Regions from separate parts of the Homo sapiens genome. Here region 1 is linked to region 2. A link is an interaction called in ENCODE POLR2A ChIA-PET data of the cell type or tissue named here. Cell type or tissue: OCI-LY7. All regions are shown on one strand. Links, peaks and the distances in the headings refer to the core of each region. The heading gives the core; the rest is flanking DNA. Region 1 overlaps TEX10 (testis expressed 10). Region 2 has its middle 15 kb from the start of MSANTD3.

The links. Peaks named below come from ENCODE experiments on the same cell type or tissue, not always from the same donor. Only the 100,000 strongest peaks of a DNase experiment are listed, where the experiment ranks them.
Region 1: POLR2A ChIA-PET joins it to region 2 with 10 read pairs; 25 of 35 experiments call an interaction of 5 or more read pairs at or near these places.

The regions. Positions count from the first base shown.
Region 1 is chr9:100,339,997-100,347,996 of GRCh38, forward strand. TEX10 (testis expressed 10) reads right to left here. Exons shown (of 15, transcript NM_017746.4): 3 at 6,698-7,410; 4 at 6,076-6,319; 5 at 261-373. Among named protein-coding and RNA genes, the nearest start is that of TEX10, 8.9 kb to the right of the region's middle. RefSeq lists an enhancer at 1,137-1,636. In OCI-LY7, for the core only: no CTCF peak of the experiment used is centred there; no DNase peak of the experiment used is centred there.
Region 2 is chr9:100,403,995-100,420,345 of GRCh38, forward strand. No RefSeq gene overlaps it. Among named protein-coding and RNA genes, the nearest start is that of MSANTD3, 15 kb to the right of the region's middle. RefSeq lists a silencer at 7,638-7,727. In OCI-LY7, for the core only: no CTCF peak of the experiment used is centred there; a DNase peak (open chromatin) is centred at 7,797; H3K4me3 peaks cover 1,437 bases.

The DNA.
Region 1 (8,000 bases), core at 1-8,000, 68 kb before region 2:
TAAATTCGTATTTACATAAGCTGATACATTCATCTAGCACAAAAAAACCATTTTACAGACTAAAAAATAAAAATAAAATGTTAATCCCAAGGTTCAAACTCACTTGTCCAAAAATCAGCCATATTACTACTTTTATTTTCACAAAATCTAGACATAAATACACAGCAGTGTAGAAAGTTCCATATTAAGGTTAATTACTTCCTGATAATTTCAGGTTAAACAGCTTTTCAAGGTTATACAGTGAAAAAGAATCATAATACCTTTTATTTGGCTCTTTCCTTTTGTGCTTGGTTATTTCTTTTAAGACATATGGAAAACGACTCATAAAATGGTGTTTAAAATCAATAAGGTAGTTCTTTCGAAGCCATGACTCCTATTGAAATAGCAAAGATTAGAAAAATCTACAAGAAAAAATGTAAAATAAGCAATAAAACTTGAAGAGAAATGACAACTTGTCAAATAAATGTCCCATCATAATTCACTTTCTACCAGTAATATAATATGTAAATAAATTTAAAAATCAGAATTAACTGTTAAAGCACCCACTTTTCATCTATAGATCCTTTTGGTGCTTAATAACTATTTACTTGCATTCTGTCTGCTGCTTAAGAGAGAAAAAGTGAAAGTATCTGAGACTTAAGAAAATTCTGAATTTGGACTACTAATGCAATGTTTATGAAATATACAAGAAAGTCTTTCTCCCTGATGTTCTGTCTACACCATAACTCTATTCTCCAGCAATTCCATTATTTAACAATTTCACAAAGCAATGCATTTACTTAAAATGCTTCAGTAGTATTGGTGAATTTATCATTTCCCTCCTATGGAAACACTGTCTTTCTAATTCCAAATTAGAATATTCTTTATTTCCTCTTATCCAAGGTAACCAACCATCCCATTTTGTCAGAGACTGAGAAGTTTCCTAGATGTGGGACTTGAGGTGCTAAAACAGCTGGTCACCCTACAGCTCAATTTGGTTTTTTTTTTTGAGATGAAGTCTCGCTCTGTCGCCCAGGTCGGAGTACAGTGGCACTATCTCAGCTCACTGCAACCTCTGCCTCCCAGATTGAAGCGATTCTCATGCCTCAATCTCCTGAGTAGCTGGGATTACAGGTGCCCATTACCACGCTCGGCTAATTTTTGTATTTTTAGTAGAGCTGGGTTTCACCATGTTGACCCGGCTGGTCTTCAACTGCTGACCTCAAGTGATCCACCTACCTTGGCCTCCCAAAGTGCTGGGATTACAGGCGTGAGCCACTGCACCCGGCCTTACAGCTCAATTATTGTTCCTCCTTAGTATCTTTACTGGGTTCTCTTCTTCCTGACTTCTAAACGTTTGGATCTGCCCAGTAATAATACTTGAATCATTTCTGCCTGAGCTCCAGATTTTATATGCAAATACATACTTGACACTTCCTCTTCAACTTCTGACAAGCATCTTAAAACTTAACATGAATAAAACCAAATTCTCCCTGCCAAATGACTTTCTTTCTCATTTGGGCGATGTAACACTGGCATCATCCTTGACTCCTCTTTCCTTCATTATACATACCAACAGTCTGGCTGGCTTTACCTAGATCCAGCTAGTTCTCATCATTTCAACCACTAGATACCCGGCCACCATCATCTTTTACTTGGATTACTGCAATAGCCTCCTAACCAGTCTGCCTGTTTCTCCTCTTATCCTCCAAAAGTCAATTCCCCACACAGCAGCCAGGGTGATCTTTTAAAACATAAATCGTGTTTCAAAATGATACAGGAAGGGGGAAAGGAAACGAAATGTATATACATGTAGGACAGGACTGGTCATCCAAGAGATGATGGTTGCTAGAGTTAGACTGTGAGCACCTGGGAGTTCACTAGTGTTCTATTTTTATAAATTCAGCACATTAAAGTTAAATAAATATAATGCAGATCATGCCACTCCTCTGCTCAAAACCCTCCAGTGGTCTTTTCGCCACACTCAGGTTAAAATCCAAACTCCTTACCAGGGACCACAGAGTCCCACATGATCTGGCCACTATCACTCTTCTTCGCCCCCATCTTCTACCATTCTCCCAGTACCTCATTTGCACAGGCCTTCCTGCCATTCTTCAAATATGCGAAGCCTGTTCTCACCTCAAAGCCATTGTACTTGCTGTTTCCTATGCCTGAATGTTCTTCCCACAGATGTTGACAAGACTTGCTCCTTCACTTCAATGACATTCAGATATCTTATTCTCAGAGAGCATTTGACAACCTATCTAAAATAGCTCCCCCTCACTGTTCCTGCCCATGCTCTTTATACCCCATTTTACTTTCATCTTTCTTCCTAGTACTGACATTATATATTTGTTTACTGTCTATAGATCCCACCAGAAGGTACATACCATGAGGGCAAGCACCTTATCAACCATGTTTATCTCTGTAGCCCCAGAGTCTAGAATAGTACTATTCAAAAGACCTTTCTGTAATGATCAAACTGTTCTATATCTATCTGCACTGTCCAATATAGTAACCACTACCCACATGTAGCTGTTGAGCACTTGAAATGTGGCTAGGGTTACTGAGGAATTGAATTTTAAATTTTAATTAATTTAAGTAGCCATTATTTATTGATGCCCAATAAAGCTTTGAATAAATGCCTTATAAAGTATGACTGCATTAGTGTTTGGTTACAAACTCTAACCCTCACAGCAAAAGGATAAAAGCAATGAGACACACACGTAGAGAAAAAGTAGCAAGCAAGTCAAGCATTAAATGCAAAGCTAAGACACAATTTTTATAACATAATACTGACCCTGACACTACTAATACAGTACCCTAAAAACCACAGTAAATCAAAAAGCTAATGTTAAACTGTAATTTCATTTTAAAAACTAGCTATATCGGCCGGGCGCGTTGGCTCATGCCTGTAATCCCAGCACTTTGGGAGGCTGAGACAGGTAGATCACGAGGTCAGGAGATCGAGACCATCCTGGCTGACACGGTGAAACTCCGTCTCTACTAAAAATACAAAAAAAATTAGCTGGGCATAGTGGCAGGCGCCTGTAGTCCCAGATACTTGGGAGGCTGAGGCAGGAGAATGGCGTGAACTCGGGAGGTGAGCCAGGATCGCGCCACTGCACTCCAGCCTGGGCGACTGAGTGAGACTCCGTCTCCAAAAAAAAATAAATAAAAATAAATAAAAACTAGTTATATCAAGGATATAGCTAGCTAACTATTAAGAATACATACAGTAGTAGTTCAACATGTGCACAAAATGTTAGAAATTGCTGCAACTAGATGGGGGTAGGCAAGTGCTTATTGTATTCCTTCTGAAGGTTTGACTTTAAAATAAAAAAGATAGGTAAGGGAATGCAAAAAAAAAAAAGAAAGAAAGAAAAGAAAAATAGTGCCAAGGTAATCAAATGTAAAACAACAATCTTTTCAACAAATAGTGCTGGAATAAATGGCTGTTTATATGAACAGGAAAAAAAAAAGATACACACAGTATTTCAGAAATAAACAACTTCAGTTGATTATTACAGAATCTGACTATTCAGCCACTGCATGTAAGACTTAATGTACCCTGAGACTTCTTTTCAAAGTAAGGATCAAAGCTTCAAATTACTAAAAAGTTTAAAAAAAAAAAAAAACTACCTGAATACAAGTGAAATTTCTTGACTTTTTGTAAATACTAGCAAACTAAATGCATTAAGCTGCAGCACCAACATGTAAAAGCAAACAGTCAGTAGTCCTAAGACTATATCTAACCGAGACATCAATTTACCAATAGAAAAATCTATACAGTTTCTGAGAGAAAAAGAGTTACAATTCAGCTTGTGGTGTGTGATCTGACATCAATGCCAAGCAATGCTATTTGGTTCCTCCTAAAGATTAGGCTGTGGCCAGGCAAAGAGGCTCATGCCTGTAATCTCAACACTTTGGGAGGCCAAGGTGCAAGGATATTTAAGGCCAGAAGTTCAAGACCAGAATGTGCATTTTAATGTCATTTTGTATAGAATGCTACTAACAATCTATCATTTTGTATAGATTGTACCAATGATGTACATTTTTATACTCTGTCTCTAAGATAATGGTTCCTTTTTAAAAAATAAATAAATAAATAATGGTTCTTATCAAGTTATTACAAATCTGCCAAGGTGAATTAGAGCATTCTACCAGTGGATGTTTTTAAATATTATTCCTATCTGAATTTATTTATTTCAGCTTTATACAGTATCTCAATTTGTATTCTGATCTTCAACAGTCTACGCAGTCTTTTAAACTTACCATTATATGTTAATGAGCTGCTAATAAGCCTAGTCATGTTATAATAGCACAAAATAGTTCTAAAGCATACTATTTTAAATATCCATAAAACTAAAGCAGTATTTAGATCCTTTGTTAGTGTTATCCAGATAAGATGACCCAAAACTAGCATAATTAATAAATTTTCAGATTTTGAATTTTGGTCCTACTAGTCTATCTAAATACAAATGCTACTAACAAAGCAGTAACAAAAGTTTACTAGTGCTTATATGTAATCAAACACCGAAGAAGCTTGGAATTTTTACTTCTTGGCTCTCTAAAAATGAAAAAACTAGGCCAGGCGTGGTGGCTCACGCCTGTAACCCAACACTTTGGGAGGCTGAGGCGGGTGGATCACCTGAGGTCAGGAGTTCAAAACCAGCCTGCCCAACATGGTAAAACCCCGTCTCTACTAAAAATACAAAAAATTAGCCACGCATGGTGGCGGGCACCTGTAAGCCTAGCTACTCAAGAGGCTGAGGCAGGAGAATTGCTTGAACCCAGGAGGTGGAGGTCTCAGTGAGCCAAGATCGTGCCACTGTACTCCAGCCTAGGCAACAAGAGCGAAACTATGTCTCAAAAATAAAAAGAAAAGAAAAAACTAGCACTCAAAGTCCATGTTGAATATTACTTTTTCTTTTTTATAGGACATCTTAAGGACTTTAGCATTACTTTTATTTTCTATCTGAACCTTTCAGATGATCATAGATCAAGACTGTAAGTACTATATACTTTTTTTAAAGGAGCTATATACATTCTTACTGTCTCTAGCCTACATCACAAATTAACTGCCATATGAGAAACAAGCTTTGCTTTCTCAAAATCTTACATTATAGCCCTATTATTAATTTTTTGCCAATGTATGCAATGAATCATAAAACAAAGTCTCAAAACCGTAATCAATAAAATGCCATCTTATTTGAAAAAGCAATTGACAAAACATTCCTACAGATGATGAGTTAACAGCAATAGAACACGCTCTTAAAATATACACCTTACTACAACTCTATAATGCTTTTCAAGACTATCAAATACTACTTAATTTATCCCGTCTTATGCACCATACTGACTCATTCTAAACTTCAACTTGAAATAAAAATAAAACAAAAACAAGAAAACTACCTTCTCAGTTTTATATAAACTTGAAGGATTCACACCTGCCTTATCAAAAGTCCTTACAGCAATTCTTCTGAAAACCAGATGCTTCTAGCTTTGAAGTCTTGCTTCTGTAGCTACCCTTTTCAAGTGTGTTACTGTATTGATTTAGCACCAACTTAATCTTGCAGCTTGTTCCTCCTTGGTTGCAAAGGAAAAGTGTAGCATACACTATGCACTACATTCACTATAGCACAACACTTAAAACAATTCAAGTCTGATCATGAGCTCTTCAGTTTTGTCCCTTTCTACTAAACCTGGCAATGTGGAATAAATTGAAAGAGACTACTTAATAAGCAACTTTTTAAACCTTGTAAGAGACCTTTCAGAAACTAGAATGTTCCTACACAATCAATCTGCCATAAACAATACACTGTAACACTACTATGAATTATAGCCAGTAAAAAACTAATGGAACCAAGCATGAGTTACGCATTTCACTTAAATATATATATATATATATTCACAGATAATAACTTCAGAAAACTAATTTGTAGTTTTGTGCAAAACAAACAAGTTTACAGTTAAACCCAGGGTACTTTTCAGAAAAATATATAACCAATTAGTAGTAATGAGCTGATTTCGAATCTTGCCATTTATGATAAAAGGCTATTAATACTAAGAAAATAAAGAACCATTAGTTCTCACCAATTTATGGGTTTCATCCTGTTGTTTAGAGAGTTTCCACAGAAGGGAAATAATATTAAGAACTTGCTGCATAACCTGTAGAGGTTCTCGTTCTATACCATTCCCAACAGGAGTAGCTAGTTGTGGAGGTACAGCTTCAACCCAGCATTCAATTAGCAATGGAATTATTATCTCAATAAATCCTTTCAGGTTTTCAGTAGATGACAGGCCTTCATCCACACCACTCAGTCCTCCAACCAGATACCTAATAAGGGTAAGAAAGAAAAAAATTAAGTGATTAAAAAATGTTTATTATCCCTTGCTAATTTAAATCTTAAATATAAAGTACTAGTAAAATGAAGCACCATGAACTGATAATTACATCAATCAAAACTAGTAAGAAAAATGAAATTCTAAGATGACAAAGCCAAAAGATATTATCAAGTTTTATTTCTCAAAGGCTTTGCTATAAATAAATTAACATACAAATAACTCTTCCCATCAGTAAATAAAATCAAATCATGAGTAACTATATGAAAACTATGAAAGACAACTGCATGTCTTCCCACCAACAGTCATCAATGGTTAGCAGTTATAATTCAATACAGCAAAACTGTGTGGACATAACTGAAATCCTTCTTACCGTAGCCTGAACTGTGAACTGACATTTGGCTGTGAACCCCCATTTTCATAAACCTGGATGTGTTGCTGGTCGTTGGCATGTTCCTTCCAGTTGATAAAAATGGAGTTGCTAGTGGCATGGGGATTTTCTTTCTGTTCCTGAAGTCCTTCACTTTCTCTCAACCTACTGGATCCATCTGCCAAGGCCTGAAGGAATTTACTGAGTCTCACTAAGACTTTCAGCCTCCATTGCTGAGAAGTGAGTCTCCGATTAGGATTTACAGAAAGTATCCAGGACTGGGATCTGTCTCTATTTATCAGTCCTTTGGACAGCTGCTGATGAGAAATAAGTTCTACAAAATTCTTAAGCAATATGCTGCTACGGCCAGTAATTAGAGCTGGGTACTGTTCCAGCAGAATGTCCAAAACTTTTAAAGAGTCCTCCTGAATTCCTTCAGTAATGTGAGTCATGGCACTAGAGAGATGGGCACTTACCAAAGGAAAAAATGGAGAAATTTGTTCAGCTCGTATTTTGGGGGCCAGGAATTGAAGAAGTTGAACTGCTGCTAATCGTACATTAGCATCTTTATCTGTAAACACAGCAGTCACTTCACTTAATATGTTTGAAAGGTGTGCATCAATTATAAATGGGTATTGAGACAAAAGGTCTTTAAGTCCAAGAAGAGCACTTTGTTTAACCCCAGCATTGTAGTGATGCATCTGTGACAGCAAATCCTATAAATAAAAATACAAATTTTAGATGTATACTTATATACATGTATCAATTTCACGTAAACATGCTAACTAACACTACACTAGTAAACTGACACTCCTTGGGGAAACTGCTTCAATAAGTACTTTTTAAATGTTATTTAGCTTTTGTTAGGATCAGAAACAGAAAAATACTTTCAGCTTAATAAAAACATTGCATAATTTTCAGTTGGAATTTTCTCTCTTTACATTAACCTACATGCAGGCTTAGGCGCTCTATGATATAAAGTGACAGCAATCACACCATCATTTATTGAAAACCTACTAGGTACCAAACATCATGGAAGGTGTATATATATACTCTTGACAGGCCGTTTCTGCCTGTTTCAAATGGGCTTTCACAGGGTGTTTGTGTTTTATTCAGAGTATACTACCTGACAATTTTATCTGTGGAATAATTTATGTAACCTTTGGGAAAAAAAAAACTTTAAATAACTCTTTAGTATTATTTAAACTTCAGAGCTTAAAAAGCAAAACTCGAAAAATGTATATCCTCACAAAGACCTACACACAAATATTCATAACAGCATTATTCATAAGAGCCAAAAACCAGA
Region 2 (16,351 bases), core at 3,946-11,945:
CTGGTCTGGAACTCCTGGGTTCAAGCAGTCCTCCCACCTTGGTCTCTCAAAGTGCTGAGATTACAGGAGTGAGCCACCGTGCCTGGCCTACTTTATGACTTTTAAACACCATTTATCAAAATTAATGTTCTAGTGAACTCCCTCATACATGCCTCTTTGTGTACATCTGTGTCTCTAGAATATATATATGTATATAGGTGTGGAATTTCTAAATTGAAAGGATTGCACATTTAAAATCTAACTACTGTCCTTCAAAAAGATTATATCAATATAAATGTGCACTAGTAATGTATCAGGGTATCCATTAAGTGACACAAAGCATGTTTTTTATTAATAAATTTTTCCTAATCTGATCCTGAAAAATGTTATCTCATTTGTTTTAAATTGCTTCTCATGTATTTTTGTCTATTATCTCAGGCAGAAGACAATTCTTACAGTTAATTTCCCATTATTTTGCATTTGCATAAGATATTCATTAAGATTATAAACACTTTTCATTTCTGCTTTTAATACTGGTATGATTTCTTAATGTTAAGCTCCATCTGGAATTTATTTTTGCCTTAATGTAAGGTAAGTATTTGATTTCTTTTCCCAATGAATAAATAGTTGTTTCAATATCATTTATGGGCTTGTACATCCTTGCCCATGTGCTTAGAAGTATCTGTTTATATTTGAACTCTATTCTGTTTCTTTGCTAAAAATTTCCATTTCTCTGGAGTAACATACATTTAAAATTACTTATCTTTATATATACGTTTTTTTTTTGTTTGTTTTTTTGAGATGGAGTCTCACTCTGTCGCCCAGGCTGGAGTGCAGTGGCATGATCTCGGCTCACTGCAACCTCTGCCTCCCAGGTTCAAGCAATTCTCCTGCCTCAGCCTCTGGAGTAGCTGGGATTACAAGCACCTGCCACCATACCTGGCTAATTTTCTTATTTTTTTAGTAGAGATGGGGTTTCACCATGTTGGGCAGGTTGGTCTCGAGCTCCTGACCTTAAGTGATCCAGCTGCCTCAGCGTCCCAAAGTACTGGGATTACAGGCATGAGCCACTGCACCCAGCCTCTTTATACAATATTTTAATATCTGATAAAGCAAACCCCATCCATTCATTCTTTGCAAAAGTCTCTGGACTACTCTTTTTTTGGGGATTGTTGGGGTCATGCTCTGTTACCCAGGCTGGAGTGCAGTGGTGTGAACACAGCTCACCGAGACCTCCACTTCCTGGGCTCAAGCAATCCTCCCACCTCAGCCTCCCAAGTAGCTGGGACTACAGGCATCCACCACCATGCCCAGCTAATTTTTGTATTTTTGATAGAGACAGGGTTTCACCATGTTGCCCAGGCTGGTCTTGAACACCTGGCTTCAAGTGATCTGCTCACCTCAGCCTCCCAAAGTGCTGGAATTACAGGCGTGAGCCACCGTGCTGGGGCAGATAACTGTTTCCTATAACACAATTCACTAACTGGACAAAAAAAAAAAACAGTCAATAAATTGGACTTCATAAAAATTTTAAAATTTCGTTTATTAAATGACACTTTAAAGAAGTGAAACAGCAACCTACAGACTGGAAAAGATGAAGAACAGGTAAACAGAATATCTAAAGAACTCTTACAAATCAATAATAAAAAGACAAACAACCCAAGTGTTTAAATGGGCAAAATGAACAGATATTTCACACACAAAATAGATATCTGCTAAATGTATGAAAAGTTGCTCAACAAATTAAAATCATAATGAGAGACTAACACATATTCATCAAAATTGCTAAAATTTAGAAGACTGGTAATTCTAAGTATTGGTGAGGATGTGGGGTAATGGGAAAGAGTGTAAAATAAAACAACCATTTTGGAAAACTGTTTGGTGGTTTCTTTTTTTTTTTTTTTTTTGAGACTGAGTCTCGCTCTGTCGCCCAGGCTGGAGTGCAGTGGCACGGTCTCTGCTCACTGCAAGCTCTGCCTCCCGGGTTCATGCCATTCTCCTGCCACAGCCTCCAGAGTAGCTGGGACTGCAGGCACCCGCCACCACGCCCAGCTAATTTTTTGTATTTTTAGTAGAGACGGGTTTCACTGTGTTAGCCAGGATGGTCTCTATCTCCAGACCTCATGATCCGCCTGCCTCGGCCTCCCAAAGTGCTGGGATTACAGGCGTGAGCTACCGCGCCCGGCCACTGTTTGGTAGTTTCTTAAAAAGTGAAACATGTACTTACCTCATGATGGAGGAATTCTACTCCTAGGCATATCCAGGGGTGTCCCATCTTTTGGTTTCCCTGGGCCACATTGGAAGAAGAAGAATTGTCTTGGGCCATATATAAAATACAATAACAATAGCTGATGAGCTAAAAAAACAAAAAAGCAAAAAAACCCTCCTGTTTTAAGAAAGTTTACTGTATTTCCAAAAAAGACTTGTGCAGGAATGTTTATAATAGCTTTATTCATAATAGCCCACACTGGAAATAACCCAAGTGTCTATTGACAGAAGAACAGATAAATAAATTGAGGTGTATTCACACAGTAGAATACTATATGGCAATATAAAGAAATGAACAGCTCATACACGGAATGAAAGAGTACGCACTGCATGATTCCTTATAAGAAGGTCAAGAACAGACAAAACCAAGCTATGGTGATAGAAATCAGAATAGTGGTGTGTCTCGTGGGGTCTGGGGGGAAGATGACAGGAAGGAGACATACAGGAATTTCCCGAAGTTAAGGAAATTTCTTCACCTTGATCTGGATGATGGTTGCACAAGTGTATATATTTGTCAAAATTCATCAAGCTTTACACTTAAATGTATTCATTTTTAATACATAAATTACACCTCACCAAAGTACTGTTAGTATAAAGAGGTGGAGAAAGGTGATGGTAGGCATTTGTGTGATTTCTGAAGGGGAGTACAAGGCATGTTAATTGGCTCTAAAAGTTGATGGCATTCATGTGGAGTCCTAATTAGAGAAAGGGAGTCAGGCTGGTGGGAGCAGGGGAAAGCAAAAAGAAAAAGCAGATAAGCTGTGAGTCTGCCTTTCTTCATGGTCCAGGACACATAGCCCTCCTGCGCAAATAGCTCACAATCTTCCTGCACCCAGCTATCACCAGTCCCTCAGCTGATAGAAAAATGCAAGTTAGTTCACTGCAACCTAGCCATTATCTGTACTGCACATATCCCTCTCCAGCACAAGCATCATCCTATAAAACCCAAGCAAGCCTCTGTCTCTTTGCAGTCAGCTCCTCTCTTGCTGATCTGCCCATTGCCTTCTTGCAATGCATTTTTACTACTTTCTCTCATATACTGCCTTGGTAAATTCTTTTTTTTTTTTTTTTTTTTTTTTTTTGAGATTGGGTCTCACTGTGTCACCCAGGCTAGAGTACACTGGCATGATCTTGGCTCACTACAACCACTGCCTCCCTGGTTCAAGCGATCCTCCCTCCTCAGCTTCCCAAGTAGCTGGTATAATTCCAGCATGTGCCACCACACCCAGCTAATTTTTGTATTTTTAGTAGAGATGGGGTTTCACCATGTTGGCCAGGCTGGTTTCAAACTCCTGAGCTCAACTGATCTGCCCACCTCGGCCTCCCAAAGTGCTGGGATTACGGGAGTGAGCCATGATGCCCAGCCTGCCTTGGTAAATTCTTTTTACCAACTGCGTCACCAGCCTCAGATAGTTGCAGCAACTCATTCTTAAATCTAAGTTTATTCTGAATCTATTTTATTTTCTTTCACTGTTATCTATTATTAGTATTCATTTCACTTGATAACATCTATTTCCAGAATCAAAATAGAACTGAGACAAGGAGAGAGAAAGAAAAAATACATAATGTAGTATTACAGAGTTAGGAATAGGGTTAATTAGTCAAAAAAAAGTTTGCAATAGAATTAAATAAGTTGCACGTACTGACAAATATAGGAAAAGAAGTATTTCTCTGGAGGAAAGGAAGCAGATCTTGGAGGAAGTCTTTAGAGAGAAAAAAATGAGCTGAGAGCACTAATTAGCTGTATATGACCTCAGGGAAGTCACTTAACCTCTCTGGGGATGATTCTATTTTACAGATTTTTTTTGGTATGTTAAATGAAAGAATTGAATTAAATGAGCTCAGAGCATCCTATTAAAGTACAATATGATAATTAATATTCCCAAGTCATCCAGAAAAGTCTAATTTGTGTTCTCTGTATTTTGTTTAATAAAGCTGAGAAGTTTGGAAAACATTTATTTGTCATGATAAATTGTTATTGATACATTGAGTGTCCACCTCGTGCAAGTAGTGTCCTAGGCAATATACTTTCATTGTCTTGTTTAATTTATACTTTAATTAATTAATGGATTTTATAACTTGAATAATTGGATCAATTAAAAATGTCTTAAAATAACGTGTATGTATATATATTATATATCTTTATTATCATAAAAATGTAATATTATTGCAGAAAACCAGGAAAATAGAGAAAATCATATACAAAAAAGTAATTCTGTCACTCTGAAAGCAACTATTAACATTTTGAAGCATATCTGTTGAATAGAGACAAATATTAGTTAAGATTTTTTAAAATAAAATTGAGACCAAATTCAACATATTTCTATCCTGTTTCTATTTTCAAAAACATGCTTTTTCAGTAACCATATAGTATTCCATTTTATAAATATAAAGGACTAGATAATCCTTTTGGTTGGCCATAAATAAAAGTTTTGACACCAATGATGTAAACTTTAGTTACACCAAAAATTCCCCAGGGCAATGTCGCAGTCAGGGTCCCCAGAGGAAACAGATGGCAAACAGCAAGAGGGTAATTTGAAAAGTGTTAAATACAAGAACTATTTACAAAGGAGTGGGCAGGGATTAGGGGAACCAGAAGTAATAATGTAGTATGTGATAGCACTGTTGATGGTACCCCTTAGCTTGGAGGAGCGAGAGGAGGCAGCAGTTCCTAGAACTTGGAGACAAAGAAACCTCCATGGAGACAGCTGCCTGACAAAAGCTGTAGCTGGCACTTGGTTGAGGGAGTAGCCAGCGTGCAGCGACCCAGCTTGGAGGTGCAGGGGATAAACACCTTGACACCCTCATTTGCTCTGAGGGCCAGGGAGGCCAGGGAGATGTTGGTGTAGTCCACACAAATCAGCCTGCTTAGCCACAAGGCATGGCAGAGAAACGTGAAGAGTGCACCAGGAGGAGCAAATGGAGTTCTGAACACACACTTTTACTTTGATCACGCTTACTTGGCAGAATTCATCTTTGTAATGACTTGATCTGGGAGTCAGAGATAGTTTCTCTTAAGAAGTGATGTTAAATCTGAGACCTAGAGGATGTGTAGTTGCTAAGAATATGAAGAACAAGGAAAATAATACATGAAGTAGGGGGAATAGTATGTGCAAAGTCCCTGTGGTAGAAGGGTGTTTTTAAGGAACTGAAAGAAGGCCAGTGGGTAAGACAGAAAGACAAAGTGGATAGAACAAAGTAAAATAGAGTGAAGATTTTGGCAGGGCAATATTGTAGGTCCCACTAAGGATTTTGGTCTTTAACCTTGAAATGAAAGTAAATCATTGACAGGTGTTAGGATCAAATGGCAGATTAGATTTGCATATTAAGAATATTATTATTCTGCTCTGGGGAGAATGGATTGGCAGACAAACAAAAATGAAATTGAGGTGAGTATAGTATTAATCCAGGTAAAAGTTTGGATTAAGGTGCTGGTAGAGATGGTGTGACACAGACAGGTTTGAGAAATGTGCGGGACATAACATTGACAAAACTTGATAATATATTGGATATGAGAATGTAAGGGTGGGGATAGTGTCAAATAAATCTACCAGATTACTATGCTTGCTTATAAAACTGGATGGATGGAGCCGGACACGGTGGCTCATGCCTGTAATCCCAGCACTTTGGGAGGCCAAGGCAGGTGGATCATCTAAGGTCAGGAGTTTGAGACCAGCTTGGCCAACATGGTGAAACCCCATTTCTACTAAAAATACAAAAATCAGCTGGGTGTGGTGGCACGTGCCTGTAATCCCAGCTACTCAGGAGGCTGAGGCAGGAGAATCGCTTGAACCCGGGAGGTGGAGGTTGCAGTGAGGTGAGATCATGCCACTGCACTGGGCAACAGAGCAAGACTCTGTCTCAAAAAAAAAAAAAAAAAAAAGCAAAAACAAAAAACTGGATAAATGAAAAGCTTTTTGGAATTGGGAAATTATAAAATGGTGTATATAGATAGATAGTTGGCTATTTCTTTTCTTTTTTTTTTTTTTTCAGACAGAGTCTTGCTCCGTCGCCCAGGCTGGATTGCAGTGGCGTGATCTCGGCTCACTGCAAGTACTGCCTCCCAGGTTCACGCCATGCTCCTGTCTCAGCCTCCCGAGTAGCTGGGACTACAGGCGCCCGCCACCACGCCCGGCTAATTTTTTGTATTTTAGCCTGTGAAACAGGGTTTCACCGTGTTAGCTAGGATGGTCTCGATCTCCTGACCTCGTGATCCGCCCGACTCGGCCTCCCAAAGTGCCAGAATTACAGGCGTGAGCCACCGCACCCGGTCAGTTCGGCTATTTCTTAATGAGTTAGAGACCATATGTTCTAGAAATAAAGTGGTTGTGAAGCTGAACAATGAGAACAGAAACCATTTCTACAATTTAACACTTGTTAAGCAATCAGAGGAGTGGTAGGTGTCAGGAGGAAGAACTGGGAGAGAGAGGTTAGAGGACTGACATGAAGCAGACATTGAGGAAAGAGGAATTTATGCAATAATGGCCCAGGTTGCTGCAGATGTGAGAAAATATTCAACTTTTGAGAAAACATAATAGAAAAAAAATAGTTTGGCACAAAAATACAAATAAGCAAGCAAAACAAAATTACTACTTTTCTTCCCCTCCCTCCCCCACTCCCTTTTCTCTTTCTCTGTCCCTGGGGACCAGCGTTAAGGATCAATGGTCTGCCTTCGACAGTCCCCATCCCTAGCTATTTGCTCCTTTGTTGAGTGCCCCCTTTCCTCACCTTATCTTATGAAAAGCGTTCCAACCCTCCTAGACTGTGAGCTCCTAGAAAGCGGACTTAGCCTATTTTTGTATGCTATATATCACATAGCCTACTGTACAGAGTAGCTGCTCATTTGTGTTTCTTATATTGAGGTAAATCTGAATCTTACCTGGGCCAAACTCTGCGTTAGGATCTGGGTATTCAACTGTCAGGGGACTCAAGTGTGAGCAAGACCTTGTCTCTACCATCCTAGATCATACAGTCTTAGGAGGACATTGACACTAAAAAAGGCCATTACATGACCCTCAGATGAATGCGCATGGGGTAAGTACGGGTCCTCTGGATAACAGAGGAGCATGGAATGGTAACCCTAGAGACAACCTGGTGCCATTCCTGCTAGATACCGACATCTCCTATATGAATTTTGGTGGTGGGGTGAGGGGATAGGGAAATGGGGGCTGTGAGCAAGGAGGGAGGTTCCAGGAACATCTTTCACATCCCCTAGTCCCCATTTCCTTCATGAACTGCTGTATCCATCAAGTGCGGGTACGCAGGGAGCACAGTCGTTGTGCCAGGTGGGTGCCAGCACACAGCAGTCATTGACATTGTACAGACTTCTGGAGTAAATGGAGGGATGGATGAAACACTTGTGCAATCGAAATTTTTGCGACTCCTTCCATTTGACAAGTACGGTCCACGCCATTCATTCCCCAACCCAAAGCCCGCGAAGCCCCGCAGCTTACACAGAGGCCCCGCCCAACCGCCCCGCTCTGCGCGCTCCCTCAGCTCCAGCGCAGCAGCTCTGGGAGACACGCTGAACGGTAGTCAAGTTCCGGGTCACAGTGCGCTTGCGTAGGAGGAGCCAGTGGCGAAGAAGGGGAGGAGCTCGCGAAGCTTAGACTGCAGTGACGAGGAAAACGTGGATGGGATAGGAGCAGGAAAACCTCTAGGGCTCTGTGGGGTTAGCGCTCTTGGGGCCGTTTAGTGGGTGTCCCGGGGGTACTCAAAGAGAACCCGTCAGAGACTGACCTTAGTTTACACACGATGCGTCTTTTACTGCTCACATCGAGTCTATTGATTTTGCTTTTTTTTTTTTTCAATTACTTTAGTGGTCAAGAATTGCTGCTTTGCAGTGAGACAGATCCAGATTCCAGTGTCTGGTGTGACTGTGTGTGGCCTTGGGCAAGTTATCTGTCCAAGTTTCAATCGCTACCTGTATCAAATGTAGTTGATTGTAGTTGTGTGCATCACAGGGATTTTGTGAAGATTAAATGACGTCGTATGTATCAAGGGCTTAGCGCACTGCCTGGTACGCAGAAAAAGCCCAGTAAATGGCAAGTGCTATTATAACCATTATCATGAGGTTGGAGGATCGCTTGAGCCTGGGAGGTTGAGGCTGCAGCGAGCAGTGATCGCCCCACTGCCCTCCAGCCTGGGCAACAGAGTAAAACCCTGAAAAAACAAAACAAACAAACAAAAGCCCGGGGGAAACAAATCAAATGTCCCCGTATAAATGATAAACAAAATGTGGTATATACGGAACCTTATTCAGCCTTTAAAAAGAGTGAAATTCTGATGCAAGTTACAACATGGACAAACCTTGAAGACACTATGCTAAGTGAAAAAAAACATACACAAAAGAACACATGTTGTATGATTCCAGTTACATGAAGTATCTGGAATAGTCAAATATTATACACAAAGACAGATGAATAGAATAATGGTTACCTGAGGCTGCAGGTAGGGCAGAAATGAGGAGTTAGTGTTTAACAGGTGCAGAGTTGAGGATGATGAAAACGTCTGGATGGATGGTGAAAATGGTTGCACAGCCATGTGAATGCACTTAATGCCACTGAACTGTACACTTAAAAATGGTTAAAATGGGCCGGGCGCAGTGGCTCACGCCTGTAATCCCAGCACTTTGGGAGGCCGAGGCGGGTGGATCACGAGGTCAGGAGTTCGAAACCAGCCTGACCAACGTGGTGGAACCCCGTCTCTACTAAAAATACAAAAATTGGCTGGGCGTGGTGGCGCGCACCTGTAATCCCAGCTACTCAGGAGGCTGAGGCAAGAGAATCGCTTGAACGCGGAAGGCAGAGGTTGCAGTCAGCCGAGATCGCGCCACTGCACTCCAGCCTGGGCGACAGAGCAAGACCTCAAAACCAAAACAAAACCAAAAAATGGTTAAAATGGTAAATTTTATGTATATTTTACCACACAAAGAAAAGGAGAGGAAAGAAGCCCAGGAGCAGGCAGCGCACAGCGGGAGTGCATGGCAGCTCAGCTCAACAATGCTCTCAGGCGCTTAGGGTCCTTCTATCTTTCAGTTTACCACTCCCAGCATGTGACTTTTGTCCTTGTGGTCATAAGATGATTGCTGCTTCTCGAGGAATTGTGTGCATGTACTAGATAAGAAAAGCCAAAAGTCATCTTCTTGTGAAGTTTTATATTTTCATTCAAGAAAAGGAGCCTAAGGGAATACCCGCCTGCTACTCATTGACAGGAATTTTATCAAGTTGACCTCTCAACAGGAGTCTGGGAAAGTTACTTTTCAAGTGTCTAAAGTATAGAATGGCACAATAAAGGGGAGCTGTGAGGTCCCCCTTATCATGCCATTCTATAGATACTTGAAAGGTAATTTCAAGTATCTAAAGTATAGAATTTTCAAGTACAGAAAATTTGAGGCCGGATGTGGTGGCTCATGCCTGTAATCCCAGCACTTTGGGAGGCCAAAGTGGGCGGATCACCTGAGGTCAGGAGTTTGAGACCAGCTTAGCCAATATAGTGAAACCCCATCTCCATTAAAAATACAAAAAAATTAGCCGGGCATGGTGGTGCGAGCCTGTGGTCCCAGCTGCTCCGGCGGCTGAGGCAGGAGAATCGCTTGAACCCGGGAGGCGGAGGTTGCAGTGAGCCGACATCGCGCCACTGCACTCCAGCCTGGGAGACAGAGAGAGGCTTTGTATCAAAAAAAAAAAAAAAAAAAAAAAAAAAAAGGAAGAAAATTTGAGTAGCCAAATTTTCAGGGAATGTCCCACAAACATAGAGGTTTATTTTGCTTTTTTCCATAAATGTGCTTATACTGCATATTATTTTTTGCAACTTGCTATTTTTTCTTAGCAATATGAATTAGAATTCCTCAGTTCCTTTAGCTGCTGCAAAATACTCTTGTTTCTAAGGCACACTTTTTTATTCACATTTTATGATCTCTCAGATTGGTATGCATCTTACAGTTGCTGTCAGCTAGCAAGGCAGCAATAGTGATGTGGTTGTCATTGCCTGCTGGGTATGCATCAAAACTTGCAGAATGGAGGTTAGCAGCCTGGCATATTGATGATTCTGAGTCTAAACATTATACAGAAGGTTCAGACTCTGAGAAGAGGATTTAGCTATATGGTAATCAATTTATTTCATGAATCCTTTTAATTTATGCATAAGGATAATATGGAACTAAAGATGTCTTAAGCCTTAATTAGCTTTTTCAATAAGTATAAAATAAAAATTATAAATGGCAAGAAAGCTTTGTGTCATAGCTTAATTAGGATCATTTTTCTTTCTTAATGATGTATGAAATAACGAAGGCTATAGCGGGTCACATCCTCGAGTTAATGAAATACAGTGTTCTTTTTTTTTTTTTTGAGACCGAGTCTCGCTCTGTGGCCCAGGCTGGAGTGCAGTGGCGCGATCTCGGCTCACTGCAAGCTCCGCCTCCCGAGTTCACGCCATTCTCCTCTCTCAGCCTCCTGAGTGGCTGGGACTACAGGCGCCCGCCACTACGCCCGGCTAATTTTTTGTATTTTTAGTAGAGACAGGGTTTCACCGTGTTAGCCAGGATGGTCTCGATCTCCTGACCTCGTGATCCGCCCGCCTCTGCCTCCCAAAATGCTGGGATTACAGGCGTGAGCCACTGCGCCCGGCCGAAATACGGTGTTCTAAATATGACTATTCCATAGCTTATTTAATCATTTCCTTTTTGATAGAAGTTAGGTTTAATGATGCTTTAGGAAACCCTTGTGCATGCCCTTTTTTGCATATGTGAAAGTAGTCGTTCTCTAGATACCTAGGAATACACATTTTAACATTCTGAGAGCAACTGCCCTTTAAAAAGCTCCTATCGATTTACACTTCCATGAAAGAACCCATTTTTTCCAAACAGTTTTACATTTTGGTCAATCTGGTATCTGAAAATAGTACATCATTGTTTTGATTTTGTCTTTTAGTGTTGTTAAGGGTGTCTATAACATAGAAGCCAATTTTTAAAAATCAACTTTTTATTTTTGTGTAGTTTTAGATTTACAGAAAAACTGTGAAGATAGAACAGAGTACTCCTATATATCCCACACCTAGTTTCTCTATTGTTAATATCTTACATTAGAATGGTATCTTTGTCACAATCAATGAACAAATATTGATACATTATTATTAACTAAAGCCCATATTTTATTCAGATTTTCTTCATTTTTGCCTAATGTCCTTTTTCTGTTGGACAGTCCCATTCGAAATAGCACATTAAATGTAATCATCATGTCTTCTATACCCCTCTTGGTTGTGAAAATTTCTCAGACTTTTATTGTTTTTGATAGCCTTGATGTTTTCAGGAGTACTAATTAGGTATTTTGTAGAACGTTCCTCAGTTGGGATTTGTTTGGTGTTTTTCTAATCATTGGACTGGAGTTTGGGTTTGGGGGCGGAAACCTGAAGAGGTAACTCTGATCATACCATTTCAAGGGTACAGATTGTTAACATGACTTGTCACTAGTGATATTAACCTTGTTCATCTGGCTGAAATAGCGTTTGTCAGGTTTCTCCATGGTAAAGTTACTCTTCTTTTTTCCCCCTTTTCTATACTGTACCCTTTGAAAGGCAGTCACTGCACAATCCATACTTAAGGGGTGGGAATTTATGCTCCACCACCTTAAGGATGGAGTATCTTCACATATTATTTGGAATTCTTCTGCATAGAAGAGTTGCCTACTCTTCCCTATTAATTTAATTAATGTGTTTATTCCATCATTTATTTGTACAGTATGGGCTCATGGTTATTTATTGTATACTTTGAGTTACATTAAGAATTCAGTGCTACTTCAGCCAGGCATGGTGTCTCATGCTTGTAATCCCAGCACTTTGGGAGGCTGAGGCAGGTGGATCATGAGGTCAGGAGTTGCAGACTAGCTTGGCCAACACAGTGAAACTCCGTCTCCGCTAAAAATAAAAAAATTAGCTGGGCGTAGTGGCAGGCGCCTTTAATACCAGCTACTTGGGAGGCTGAGGCAGGACAATTGCTTGAACCCGGAAGGCGGAGGTGGCAGTGAGCCGAAATTGCGTCACTGCACTCCAGCCTGGGCAACCAGAGTGAAACTCTGTCTCAAAAAAAAAAAAAAAAATTCAATGCTACTTTCTTTTGTTGCTCAAATTGTTCTAGTTTTGGCCATTGGGATCACCTTCAATTAATTCCTGTGTCCCTTCAACACATCTCCAAAATTGTGTACATATTTTAGCTCTTCCTTACTTTCTTTTCTTGTTTGTTTTTTTGAGACGAAGTCTCGCTCTTGTCCCCCAGGCTGGAGTGCAGTGGTGTGATCTCAGCTCACTGCAACCTCTGCCTCCCGGGTTCAAGCAATTCTCCTGCCTCAGCCTCCCAAGTAGCTGGGATTACAGGCGCCTGCCACCACGCCCGGCTAATTTTTGTATTTTTAGTAGAGATGGGGTTTCACCATGTTGGCCAGGCTGGTCTCAAACTCCTGACCTTAGGTGATCCGCCCGCCTTGGCCTCCCAAAGTGCTGGGATTACAGGGGTGAGCCACCGTGTCCGGCCAGCTCTTCCTTACTTTCTAACTTTAAAAAATGCACAATGCTTATCTTGTATATTTCCTACCCTAGTTCTCGAATCAGCCATTTTTTCAAAGAATCCTGGTCCCTTTTATTGGAGAATGCTATTAGAAATCAATATCTGGGCACTATGTGTATAGAAATGATTTTTTACATAGTTATATTTATGAATCTTGTTCTGTATGACTTTGCTTGTAGTATTTTACATAAGAAAGTACAGTAAGTCCTCACTTAACATTGTCAATAGGCTCTTGTAAACTGCAACTTTAAGCAAAACAACATAGAAAACCAATTTTTTTCTCATCAAAATTAGAAGAAAACGATGTTGAAAGACACATTATTCAAGGATCTGCTTTTTGTATTTCCTTTTCTGATAACACAAAGAAGTGCTCTATTTTATTTTAATACCTAGCTAATGTTTTTTACATGTAGCTTTAAAATGCATCTGGAATCTTTCTTTTTATGTGATGCGGAGTAGGAATGTTATTTCTCTGTAAACAGGTAATTAATTATCTCAACTCCATTTGTGGACTAATCAATCTTTTCCTCTATGGTCTAAATGTATGATATTTCTACATGTCCAAGAGTCTTTTCAGGGTTCTATTTTATTCTTTGAGTTTAATTGTCTAATCCTGTTTAGAGACAGGCAAATTTAATTTCTATAAGTTTGTAGGATACTATCTGATAGAATGAGTGCCATCTTGAATCTTTTGCAAAATGTCTTCACTATTCTTGAACATTTTCTCTTGGAGATAAATTTTAGAATCAACTTATCAAATTGCACGTTTACCATGTGCAGTTTTAGCCATTGTCAATTTTATTTTATATTAATTCTTTCTACAGAAATATTTATTATAAATTGGACACAATACTGACAGTTTATATTTAATTCTTAACTTATGAAAACACTGTAAGCAAATCCTTTCAGATGCTACAGAAGAGTAACATCATCTTGTCATCTTCCATTGGTGTCTTGCTTTTTTAGCTTTGCCTATACATACTAACTACTCATTTTGTGGTAGAGTTAAGAACAATAGGTTAAATTATAATGTCCTTCGTTTGTTGGGCATGGCGGCTTATGCCAGTAATACCAGCACTTTGAGAGGCCGAGGCAGGAAGATTGGGAGGCCAAGGTAGGAGGATTGCTTGAGGCCAAGAGTTTGATATGAGCCTGGGCAACATAGCAAGACCCCATCTCTAAAAAAAAAATTTTTTTAATTAGCTGAGCTCAGCAGTACTCTTCTGCAGTCCCAGCTACTCGAGAGGCTTAAGCCTAAGAGTTTGAGGCTTCAGTGAGCTATGATCATGCTATGTGCCATTGTACTCCAGCCTGGGTGACAGAGTGATACCCTGTCTCTAATAAATAAATAAATAAAAGTCCAAAATTTCCTTGTGTGGGAATGTGCCCAGGTCTAAAATGTTTACCAGTTTTAAAACTGTGGAGTCAAAATGGCTTGCCAAAACCAAACCAAACCAAAAATCATCAAACAAAAATGCACATCAATACAATGCTTTATCAGTCCTATGAAATACCATAGTTTATTGATGCATTTCCCTATTGATGAACTTTTAAGTTCTTTTCAATGTTTCTCTCTCTCTCTTTCTTGCTTTCTTTCTCTCTCTCCCTCCCTCCCTCTTTTCTCTCTCCCTACCTCCTGCCTTCCTTTATTGTCCATAATCAAAGCTGCCATGAACATGGCTGTTGGTAATCACAGGCAAGTCTTTTTCTAGAAAAGACACTGAGAAGTACAATGGCTGAATTAGAAATTTGAGTGAAAAGATGAGGGTGGTAGCAACTGATGTTGAAACAGCTGTTAGGGATCAAAACCAAACTCTTTGTTTTTCAGACATCAATCCTCTTCCTCAAGGTTTCACAGCCTCTTAGTGGCAGACCGGCTCTAGTAATAAAGAACAATTTCAAGCAGCTTTATAGAAAGTAACATAGGTTTGCAGCAGCAGTGGTGGCAGTCTGTGCAGGCTGCTGTTGCCTCTGAGTCTAATGCTGAGCCTGAAGTCGCTGTAGGTCAGCCAGTTTGACAGACGGGAAGGAAACTGAATATGGACAAGGTCAAGGACAAACTAAAACCTGTGAGGACAAACTGTGGCCCACAACGAACACTAGACCCTGCCTCTGTCTCTCACCAACTCTAACCTTGATGCTCATGCTTTCATTGTGGGTCAGAACTCAGGGAAGCTAAAGGAGCTGCAGGACCCAGTGCTGCCCCATGGCATAAGGTTAGCCAGTGATCATGACATGATGTCCCACCGCCTATTGCCCAGGAAGACCTTCAGAGTGTAAAAGACATGTCTCCAGCTTCCAAATCTCCACCTTCCAAATCTAACCCAGAATGTCTCTTAGGTCCATGGCTAAGCCAGAACTATACAAGGAACAGAATTCTGGGAAACAGTACCAAGTTAGCTTAGCTAACCTGACGTAGTACAAAGCTGCTGCGTCTGGTGTGGAGGTTTTAAAATATGTCTATGAATACTTTGCTATGGGGAAAGACAGTCACCCTTTTGTGAGGTTATTCAACCAGTGTATGGGGAAGCTCATAAAGAGGATTGACATCTGAAAAACAAAGAGTTTGCTTTCAATCCCTAACAGCTGTTTCAACATTAGTCGCTACTACCCTCATCTTTTCACTCAAGTTTCTAATTCAGCAACAGACATAGATGGAGAGCAACTGAGCCCTCTTACCAAAAACCAGCACTAACTTGACAACTGTGTGTGTGTATGAGCCACCTTGGAAGTCTATTCTCCAACCCCAGGCAAGACTTCAAATGACTCTTCCCCCAGGTGACATATTGCTGACTACCTTAGGAGAGACCTCAAGGCAGAACTGTTTGGTTAAGCTACTTCCTGATCTTCAGAGACTGTGAGATAATAAATGATGGTTGATTTAAGCCTCTAAATATTAGAGTAATTTGCCGTATAGCAATAAGTAACTATACACCTAGGTATCAATTATTTAGAGTAATCAAGTACTCCAAAAACAAGTAGTAAAAGCTTCAGAGGCCGAGCGCAGTGGCTCACGTCTGTAATCCCAGCACTTTGGGAGGCTGAGGCAGGTGGATCACAAGGTTAGGAGTTTGAGACCAGCCTGGCTAAGATGGTGAAACCCCATCTCTACTACAAATACAAAAATTTGCTGGGCATGGTGGCACGTGCCTGTAATCCCAGCTACTTGGGAGGCTGAGGCAGGAGAATCTCTTGAACGCGGGAGGTGGAGGTTGCAGTGAGCCAAGATCACACCACTGCACTCTAGCCTGGTGACAGAGCAAGACTCTATCTCAAAAAAAAAAAAAAAAAAAAAAAAAAGAAAGAAAGAAAGAAAAAAGAAAAACAAACAAAAATTTCAAAATCCATGTATTATGGGCTTGTAATATGTTCACCAAAACTACCTCAACATCAAATTGTTGTGGCACCAGCAAGTCCAGTGGCCAGTACCTTGCAAGTCTAGCCATTTTAAAATCAACAAAGTGGGCCTCAGGAAAAGATGGGGTGTAGACATTTGAAATGCACGAGTCCTGGAATTTTCATGCAGCCTGGATTTCTTTCTGACTC